2 separate regions of the Homo sapiens genome follow, and region 1 is linked to region 2. A link is an interaction called in ENCODE POLR2A ChIA-PET data of the cell type or tissue named here. Cell type or tissue: HepG2. All regions are shown on one strand. Each heading gives the region's core, and the rest is flanking DNA. Links, peaks and the distances in the headings are about the cores only. Region 1 overlaps BTF3L4 (basic transcription factor 3 like 4). Region 2 overlaps RAB3B (RAB3B, member RAS oncogene family).

The links. ChIA-PET counts read pairs that join two places held together with the same protein. Peaks named below come from ENCODE experiments on the same cell type or tissue, not always from the same donor. Only the 100,000 strongest peaks of a DNase experiment are listed, where the experiment ranks them.
Region 1: POLR2A ChIA-PET joins it to region 2 with 6 read pairs; 4 of 35 experiments call an interaction of 5 or more read pairs at or near these places.

What each region holds. Positions count from the first base shown.
Region 1 is chr1:52,078,093-52,083,471 of GRCh38, reverse strand. BTF3L4 (basic transcription factor 3 like 4) reads right to left here. Exons shown (of 6, transcript NM_152265.5): 4 at 1-132. Among named protein-coding and RNA genes, the nearest start is that of BTF3L4, 24 kb to the right of the region's middle. In HepG2, for the core only: no CTCF peak of the experiment used is centred there; a DNase peak (open chromatin) is centred at 3,231.
Region 2 is chr1:51,966,484-51,971,862 of GRCh38, reverse strand. All of the region lies in intron 2 of RAB3B (RAB3B, member RAS oncogene family), which reads left to right. Among named protein-coding and RNA genes, the nearest start is that of RAB3B, 22 kb to the left of the region's middle. In HepG2, for the core only: no CTCF peak of the experiment used is centred there; DNase peaks (open chromatin) are centred at 1,262, 2,352 and 3,032.

The sequences.
Region 1 (5,379 bases), core at 142-5,141, 110 kb before region 2:
TCCAGGAAGCATTTCTGTGATTGGTTTGGCTTCTGCATGACCAGTAATTGCAAAGGTATTAGCAGAAAGGGAAGCTTGGACTTTGGGATTGTTGAAATGAATAACTGTCCCATCATCTTTAATCATGTTCACCTGTATGATCACAGAAGAAAAATGTACTTCACATGCTAGGTACACTAAAACAATATATTTTTAAAAAGCAATTCAGCCAATTATGGTTCTTTACTTGGTAGTTATGTAATCCCAAGGTAGTAACTGGCCAAGCAACGGACATTCGTGGAAAAAGATCATAGTAATAAAGTAAAATGGTGTAGATGGCACAAATTACTAGGATGGACAAGAAATATTCAATTCATTATAGAATCTAGATTTTAAATTCAAAGACTTCTAAGAGAAGGAAGTACATGACCATGTTTTTTTAAAAAATGGAAGTATCAGCCAAAAACCAGCTTCTTAATGAAATTACTCATTATCTTACTCAATTTATACTGTCAAACAAAATCAGTGCAATTTCCACTTGGCAGGGTAGCATCTTACTTAGGGGACTGGTTACAAAGGGGAAATAGTATATGGTAAAAACAACCACTAAAAATCCATAAAGAACACTCAGAAACGTAACCAGGTGTTTCATTCCTTCAAGCACTTAGTACATTTATAAAAATTTCAACTTGTTCTAATCATGCCATTCTTTGTAAGGGATTTTGCTAGTTCTTCTAATTTTTTTTTTTTTTTTGAGACAGAATCTCGCTGTGTCATCCAGGCTAGAGTGCAGTGGCATGACCTCGGTTCACTGCAGCCTCTGCCTCCCAGGTTCTAACCATTCTCCTCCCTCAGCCTCCCAACCTGGTAGCTGAGATGAGAGGCACATGCCACTATGCCCAGCTAATTTTTGTATTTTTAGTACAGATGGGGTTTCACCATGTTGGCCAGGCTGGTCTCGAACTCCTGACCTCAGGTGATCTGCCCACCTCAGCCTCTCATGGTGCTAGGATTACAGGCATGAGCCACCACACCCAGCCAGTTCCTCTAATTCTTAAGGGTAGCTTCTCAACAATCTTTAATAACCCCTGTAAAGGTCAAAGAAATTGTCCCACCCACTCACCTAGTGACCTGAACATGCTTTATCAACTAGGAAACCTTTAAAAATCATCCTCACATTCTTTCCATAACTTTCACCAATATGAACTATTTCAGATTTGATTTCATCCATTGCCTGGGACTTACTGAAATGGAAGGTTTAACATGTGCTACTTAAGATTGTTATTTTTCTCTCTCACTCATGTACTTCATGTTTTTTTCAGTAGAGTTGAATTTGTGTAAGTTAAATGTGTGAATAACGTGATTCCACTATGTAGTTGATTCCCCTGGGTAAGTTACCTTGTGGGGTAACATGCTTACTATATAAAAAGGTTAGGAAGAGTTAACTCTTGGCTACTTTAGAAGCATTTCATGATTCATCCAAAATCTGCCCTGTCAAAATCAAGCATAGATGCTGAGTGTTCTCCATGGACAGTGGGAAGAGGGCTTTTCTTCCTCAGAGGTGATTACCACCATTGATAGCACCAGAAAGGAAGGGCAAGAAAGGGGCTTCTAAATTTCAGGCAAGACCTGGAACACAGAGAAAATAAAGGCAAATCCCTGGAAAATTGTAACTAAACCCACAAATAATTTCCCCAGGTTTTTCTGACAAAAATCACTATTTAAATTCTATACCCTTCCCTCTCTCACTATTACACTTAGGGTTCTATTAATTATATCACACACAAGCATTCAACCCAGCTGTTCTAAAAACACAGCACTGTGAGTTATGTTAACTTCAGAAAAGATAAATTATATAGTTTTGAAGATAATTACAGTTTTGTTAAAAAGTTAAATGTTAAAGTGGGTGAAATCTGGGCTCGAGAAGGATGACAGTGGATGTGAAATGGGATGTTGCTCTGCATTTAGCCTAGAATCACATAATTTTAGAATGGGAAAAGAACAAAAGATATGGTAGGACTATATTTTTCAAATCAAGACCAAATCACGTGGTTTAAAAGAGGATTTCAGGCCAGGTGCGGTGGCTCACACTTGTAATCCTAGCACTTTGGGAGGCCAAGGTGGGCAGATCAAGAGTTCAGAATCAGCTTGGCCAACATGGTGAAACCCCATCTCTACTAAAAATACAAAAATAGCCAGGCATGGTGGTGGGTGCCTGTAATCCCAGCTACTCGGAGGCTGAGGCAGAAGTGGCTTGAACCCAGGAGTCGGAGGTTGCAGTAAGGTGAGATCGCACCACTTCACTCCAGCCTGGGCGACAAGAGTGAAGCTCTTTCTCAAAAAAATAAAAGAATAGGGCAGGCGCGGTGGCTCAGGCCTGTAATCCCAACACTTTGGGAGGCTGAGGCGGGTGGATCACGAGGTCAGGAAATAGAGACCATCCTGGCCAACATGGTGAAACCCTTTCTCTACTAAAAATACAAAAATTAGCTGGGTGTGGTGGCATGTGCCTGTAATCCCAGCTACTTGGGAGGCTGAGACAGGAGAATCACTTGAACCAGGGAGTCAGAGGTTGCAGTGAGCTGAGATTGTGCCACTGCATTCCAGCCTGGCTACCGAGTGAGACTTTCTCAGAAAAAAAAAAAAAAAAAAAAAAGAAGGCCGAGCGCAGTGGCTCACGCCTGTTATCCCAGCACTCTGGGAGGCCGAGGCTGGTGGACTGCCTGAGATCAGGAGTTCGAGACCAGTCTGGCCAGCATGGTGAAACACTGTCTCTACTAAAAATACAAAAATTAGACAGACATGGTGGCAGGCACCTATAACCCCAGCTACTCAGGAGGCTGAGGCAGGAGAATTGCTTGAACCTGGGAGACATAGGTTGCAGTAAGCCGAAATCGCACCATTGCACTCTGGCCTGGGCAACAGAGTCAGACTCCGTCTCAAAAAAAAAAAAAAAAAAAAAAAAAAAAAAAACCCAAAAAACCAAAGATTTCTAAAATGCTTCTGGGTGCAGAGTCTCAAATATTGGAATCTGAGACTTTTTTTTTATTTACAGACATTAAAGTCACAAGAAATCTGAAATCAATATTGTTCAAAAAATTCAGGCTATATATTTGTTGAACTTAGAAGTCTTCCAGTTCAAATCCTTTATGTTAAAGAAATAAACACTGAAGACAAAAGCTCTTTGTTAGCAACATACCCAAGGACAAATAGCTTGTTAAGTGCAAACCGAGGACTTTAACCTGGGTTTCCCAACTTGTTCTTGTTTCCTTCCTACTAAATCATTCTCATACTTAAAACGCTTATTTGCCTACAAAAATTCAATTCAGCTGGGTGCTCATGCCTGTAATTCCAGCACTTTGGGAGGCTGAGGCGGGTGGATCACCTGAGATCAGGAGTTCACAACCAGTCTGGCTAACATAGTGAAACCCCATCTCTACTAAAAATACAAAAATCATCTGGGTGTGGTGGTGGGTGCCTGTAATCCCAGCTACTTGGGAGGCTGAGGCAGGAGAATCGCTTGAACCCGGGAGGAAGAGGTTGCAGTGAGCTCAGATCATGCCATTGCACTCTAGCCTGGGCGACAGAGCGAGACCCTGTCTCAAAAAAAAAAAAAAAAAGAAAAGAAAAGAAAAAGAAAATTCCATGGCCTCATGAGAGCTTGTCAGAGAATGATTTATTTCAGGATATAGGCCAAATCGAGAACACAAAAGAAAAACAACACAGGTATATAGATAAAATGTATCTTATTGGCTACAAAACAAGAGGCTAACATGGAGCCAAAAACAATAAACAAACTCATGGAGTTTTTTCTTATGTTCAAGTTTCTCTTCTGAAGGCTAAATGTTGTTATATTTTACACCCTGATATATAGGTCTTTCTAGTTTGAAATATGCTTGAGTTTAGTGTGAAAAGCAAGATGAATTCCATCTCAGATTGTGAAACATAAATAAATTTATTCATGGCTGTTTTAAATGGAGTGGTCTAAAAGATGCAGCTTCAGGAATAGAAAGGTCCAGAAAGGGATGGAGAGTTTAGTTAATTTTAGAATATAGAGAAATACTAGAAGGTAAAACAGCTAGAATATTTTCTTTCTTTTTTTTTTTTTTTTGAGATGGAGTCTCACTTTGTTGCCCAGGCTGGAGTGCAGTGATGTGACCTCTGCTCACTGCAACTCCTCCTCTCGGATTCAAGCGATTCTCCTGCCTCAGCCTCCCAAGTAGCTGGGATTACAGGTGTGTGCCACCATGCCCGACTAATTCAAATTATTTTATTTCTAACATTCCTTCCTTCTGAGCAAATGACATGGTTATATAAAGCTTCTGGGCACGAGCTATTATAAACTATCAAACGATGAATTGTTTGGCTGAACAAGACCAGTTAGACACCTCTCCTACCATTTTGGGTAAAAGAAGGGATAAGGAACTTGTTAAAGTCATAAAGCAAATTATATGCATTTAATATCGAGACTTCACTTCTTTCAGTGATTTTATACTGTGTGGTTTGAGTAAGCCATATAATATATGTACAATATAAGAACAAGGAGCAGCCAAATAAAAAGGACTATTAAATTAGCAACTATACCAGCACTGAGGTCTCTTTTTCAACCAAACATCCCCTTTAGGTCAAAATTTGTTTTTTTTTCCCTAAAGATAGCTGAAGGTAAAGGATGCCACTTGAGCTAAGGAGAAAGAGGCATTTTGAGACCCCAGTCCAAACCACAGAATGCCCTTGCTCTCATTTTTTGCTTTAATACTGATGTGTATAGTAGTTAGCAGTAAACTTTGTCCTCTCATTCCTAGTGTATTTATATATGCTGTTTTCACTGTTTAGAAGAACCATTTCCTACTTCTCCATCTTGCACATTCCCATTTATCCAAGATTGAGGTAAGATGCTTCTTTCTCTGTGAAAACTTAAGGTGGTTTATGCACTTACTGCTATTATACAGAATTGTCTTGTAGTATAATTGCATTTGTAAATCACTGACCATACTAGAAGGTTAATTTCTTAAGATCAGAGACCATGCCTTATTCGACATAGTATTTCCCCCAATATCTAGTACATAATAATCACTCAAATCTGCTGAATGAATGAATGGATACCTCCTATACAATTTATTCTAAAATCATGGCTGGGCATGGTGGCTCATGTCTGTAATCCCAGCACTTAGGGAAACTGAGGCAGGAGGCGCGCTTAAATCCAGGAGTTCAAGATGCCTGGACAACACAGCGAGAACCCCATCACTACCAAAAAAAAAAAAAAGCAAAAGCAATCCAGGTGGCATGGTGGTACATGTCTATAGTCTTAGCTACTCAGGAGGCTGAGGTGGGAGGATTGCTGAGCCTAGGAGGTCGAGGCTGTGATCACACCACTGCATTCCAACCTGGGTGACAGAGCGA
Region 2 (5,379 bases), core at 83-5,082:
TTGCACTGTCTTGCTCTGTCCTGCCCAGGGCGTGAATGATCCCTTTATCCAGCATATCCGTGCTGTATTTGCTATCTGCCCATTAGCCACTCAGTAGCCATCGTGGTTATGAAATTGAAAAAACATAGTGTGGTCTGGGTGCAGTGGCCCACGCCTGTAATCCGGCACTTTGGGAGGCTGAGGTGGGAGGATCATGAGGTCAGGAGTTCGAGACTAGCCTGGCCAACATAGTGAAACCCCACCTTTACTAAAAATACAAAAAATTAGCTGGGCGTGGTGGCAGGCTCCTGTAATCCCAGATACTCAGGAGGGTGATGCAGTAGAATTGCTTGAACCTGGGAGGCAGAGGTTTCAGTGAGCCAAGATTGCGCCATTGCACTCCAGCCTAGGCGACAGAGCGAGACTCCATCTCAAAAAAAAAAAAAAGAAAAGAAAAAAGAAAAAGCATAGTGTATACTGTATAGGATTAGGTACTATTTGAGGTTTCAGGCATCCACTGAGGGTCTTGGAACTTATCCCCCAAGGATAGGGGGAGACTGCTTTCATTGTAAAGGGAAAGGGGGAACATTTATGTGTGTTTATACATATCACTTCTGTACACAAAAGTTTTGTGATTTTTTTTTTTTTGGTTTTGTGAGCTTTGATAAATCACTTCATTTTTATGACTAGTTAATGTCTTCAACTATTAAAGCCTCATAGGTTTGCTGGTGGTGAGGGGGCCTAAATGTGATAACATAATACTGTGTCTGGGGAATGCAATAAATATTGGGTTCCTTCCTTTCTCTACCTTTGGGTCCACATGGAAGGGGTCACTGGGTTGCTTTCTTTCTTTTTTTTTTTTTTTTTTTTTTTGAGACGGAGTCTCGCTCTGTCACCCAGGCTGGAGTGCAGTGGCACGATCTCAGCTGACTGGAAGTTCTGCCTCCTGGGTTCACGCCATTCTCCTGCCTCAGTCTCCCGAGTAGCTGGGGCTACAGGTCCCAGCCACCAAGCCCAGCTAATTTTTTTTTTTTGTATTTTTAGTAGAGACGGGGTTTCACCGTGTTAGCCAGGGTGGTCTTGTTCTCCTGACCTCATGATCTGCCCGCCTCGGCCTCCCAAAGTGCTGGGATTATAGGTGTGAGCCACCGTGCCCAGCCACTGGGTTGCTTTCTGAAGTTTTCCATCTGTGGTTCCAGTGTAGGAACAGCATTTAGTGACTCACTAGCACAGTATGAAGTGTTCAGTTAAATTCCTCCAGCCTATTTGATCTCTCTTAGGGGATTCCAGACACAAGAAGAGGAGGTTATGAGCATTGCTGAGCAGGGCCACCCACAATAGGAATTTCTGTCATCTCTGGGGGATGAGGGTCTTGGGAGTGCCTTATTGCCTGGAGCCCCTCACCACAAAGGTCCCTGAGAGCTCCCTTTGTTTCCTGAGAAGTTAATGATTGTGGATCAGAGAAGAAAGTCTTACTGGGGAGGTAGGGATAGGAGAGAAGCCTCATTATTAGGGAGCGAGAGCATGCACAGGTGTGAGAGGAGACTTGGTAACTCCACAGCAACGGATCCAACTAGAGGCCACTTATTGCTGGGTGCTGGTTGCCAAGCAACCCCTGGAGACCTTGTGGGAATAGAAGAGTGGAGGGGGCTTCCACCACCTCTATGTGGGGCCCATTGCAGAGGCTGTCTGGTGCTGATCAAGAGAACAATCCAGAGGATTGAGCTCACCTAGGACTCTGGGTCCTGGATTCTAGTTTTTGTTTTTTTGTTTGTTTGTTTGTTTGTTTTTTGTTTTTTGGGTTTTTTTTTTTTGAGATAGGGTCTAACTCTGTTTCCCAGGCTGGAGTACAGTGGTGCGATCTCAGGTCACTGGAACCTCTGCCTCCTGGCTTCAGGTGATCCTCCCACCTCAGCCTCCCTAGTAGCTGGAACTACAGGTGTGCCTGGCTATGCCATGCCTGAATAAATTTTGTATTTCTTGTAGAGACTGAGTGCAACCAGCACCCAGCAGTAAGTGGCCTCTAGTTGGATCTATTGCTGTGTTGGTGATGATTTAAAAGCTCTTAGTGTAACTAAAGACATACATAGATAATGTGCATAAAGCACTAACATAGTGCATGGCACAGAGTAAACACTCAACAAATCGTAGTTTTTATTAAGGTTCTAGGGAGATTGATAAATAGCATTCCTTTTCTTCCCCACCTAAACCCATTGAGAAATAGATGCAGGAGTCAGAGAGATGGGGCGTAATGGAAAAAAAAAAGCCTTATTACTCATTAAAGCGAGGATGAAGCCATGGCTAAAGTCTTCCGGCAAGTGCAGCTTGCTCATACTTTACTCTGGAGTCAGAAAGACACACAAACCCAGTCATAGGCCAACGTGGGCCGCTGGCTATAATTAGCCCGTACACCATTCACTCAAAGTCAAAGTCCATGTGGCCCAGATTTACTAATATTTAAGGCCTAAAGCATTCCACTCAGGTCTGTAGGAGAAGCCTCTGTCTCCATGGACAGCCTTCCTCATAGACAGAGAAAGGAGGGTCCCTCCTCCAACAGCTCTTTTTTAAATTATCATTTTATTCATGTATTTAATGTTGAGACAGGGTGTCCGAGGCTGGAGTGCAGTGGTATGCTCATGGTTTACTGCAGCCTCGACCTCCTGGGCTTAAGCAATCCTCCCACCTTAGCCTCACCAGTAGCTGGGACTATAGGTGTGTGCCACACCATGCCTGGCTAAGTTTTGTATTTTTTGTAGAGACAGGGTTTTGTCATGTTCCCCAGGCTGGTCTCAAACTCCTGAGCTCAAGTGATCTGCCTGCCTAGGCCTTTCAAAAGTGCTGGGATTACAGGTGTGAGCCACTGCTCCTGCCCAATAGCTCTTACTATAATTAAAGACATAGATAAGAGTGACCATGGGTTCCAAAGGAGGGTTAGACAGAATGACAAACAATGGGACAAACAAGAGGAGTCTTAAGAGATTTCCTGGGAATCTGAATTCCACAGTGATGTGAGTAACTCCTCATATAAACAGGAACTGAGAACAAGGTCAAGGTGAGATGGGGTGCTGGGCAGTCAGCAAGGTTCGCTTATCAGTCATCTGCCTTATGTCCACACAGCAGCCTCCATGAAATGTTAGGTCACAACATGGCTTTGGAGTCATTTATAAATATTAAAGCTAGTGAGTATTAAATCTGGGAATGTCAAGGATCTGTATCTTAGGGCCAGTAATATAAGAATAGCTGAAATGTAAGGGAGTGTAGGAATGTGGGAAAGGTAATCATACCAGAAACTTGGAAGAAGGAGGATTGTGGCTCTTCAGCAGCCATTTAACAAATATTTACTGTGCCAGATTCTGGGGATAGAGATATTAATATAAATGTGACATTCCCTGCTCTCCAGGAATTAATGAGACTGAAATTATGAGCCCAATAAATGAATACCATAGCTCTCTTGTTCTGATTAGGGGAAGAAGAATAGGATATCAAGAGACTTTTCCCTAGAATTTAAGAATGTACAGTCATGGATTATTATATGAGATTGGGTAGCTGTCTAATAGGCTTCTCTATTAGTTTCCTGTTGCTGCACTAAAATTACTACAAACTTAGTGGCTTAAGACAACACAAACTTACTATCTCACAGTTCTGGAGGTCGGAAGTCTAAGGTGGGTCTCACTGGGTTAAAATCAATTTGTTGGCTGGTTTCAGTCTGTGTTCTCTCTGGAGGGCCTCATCTGGGGGGCATCTTTAATTTGCCTTTTCCAGCTTCCAGAGGCTGCCTACATCCCTTTGCTTGGGGCCCCTTCTTCCATCCATCTTCAAAGCTGCAGTGGAACATCTTCCAACCTCTCTGAACCTCCTCCTTGTCTCTTATAAAAACACTTGTGATTATAATGGGCCCACCTAGGCATTCCAGGTCAATCCTGCATTTTCAAGATCCTTAATTTAATCCCATTTGCAAAAATCCCTTTTGCCATGTAAGGTAACATATTCACAGATTTTAGGGATTATATATTTGGGAGACTATTATTCTGACTACTACAGCATCTGTTAGTAACATATAAAAGACCTGGTTGGGCGTGGTGGCTCATGCCTATAATCCTAGCACTTTGGGAGGCCAAGGCAGGAGGATCACTTGAGCTCAGGAGTGAGACCAGCAACATACTGAGACCTTGTCTCTACAAAAAATTTAAAAATAAGCTGTGTGTGTGGTGGCATGTGCCTGTAGTCCCAGCTACTCATGAGGCTGAGGCCAGAGGATCACTTGAGCCTGGGAGGTCAAGGCTGCCTTGAGCTATAACCACACCACTGCACTCCAGCCTGGGTGACAGAGCAAGATCCTATCTCAAAAAAAAAAAAAAAAAAGAAAAAGAAAAGAAAAGAAAAAGGAAAATACCTGATATAAATTCCCTCATCCTTTAAGACTCTGAAGCAGGTAATGTCCATGTTTTAAGTTCACACTGCTGATTAAGATTTCCTGTTACCTTGTTAGGTGTCAACAAGCCTGTGAATTTAGAGCACATCACATCTCAGTCTCTCATTTTATTTAATTTAATTAATTAATTTATTTTTTGAGGTGGAGTTTTGCTTTTGTTGCCCAGGCTGGAGTGCCATGGCATAATCTTGGCTCACTGCAACCTCCACTTCCTGGGTTCAAGCGATTCTCCTGCCTCAGCCTCCCGAATAGCTGGGATTACAGGCATGTACCACCATGCCTGGCTGATTTTTCTATTTTTAGTAGAGACAGGTTTTCACCACGTTGGCCAGGCTGGTTTCAAACTCCTGACCTCAGTTGATCCTCCTGCCTCGGCCTCCCAAAGTGCTGGGATTACGGGCGTGAGCCACTGTGCCCAGCCTCAGTCTTTCATTTTAGACAGGAGGAGGCTGAGGCTCAGAGTGAGATAGGGACTTTACTGAGGGCTCATGGTGATGTCCCTTGACCCATTCCAGTGCTCTTCCTGCCACCTTCAGGAAGGTGCAATCTCGTCTTGAGTGTAAGCTGGAGACCTGTGGAGAGATCAGCGGGCAGCACAGAAGAGTCTGGAGGCTGAACAGGGAAACTGGGGCTCTGACAAGTCTCTGTGGCTCCAGGAATGTGAAGACAGTTCCTGAGTACACCATCCTGTGCTCAGCTCTTATGATAATCAGAATTGATTTTTCTAGGCAGCAAGTTTCCTGGTGTGGCTGCAGAAACATGCTGACACTTTTATCTCCCCAAAGCCTGTAGGAACCAGCTGCTGAGGAAGTAAGTTTAATCTGATTTTAAAAATCACAACAAAGACCATGGGGAGTCAAATCAGGCTTAGTTGGCCTCTGTAATTTTCAAATGAATTAACAAGCCATCCTGATTGACTATTGAAGGGGTCTCCAAGACACACTATTTAGGGCCACAACCCCCTTTCC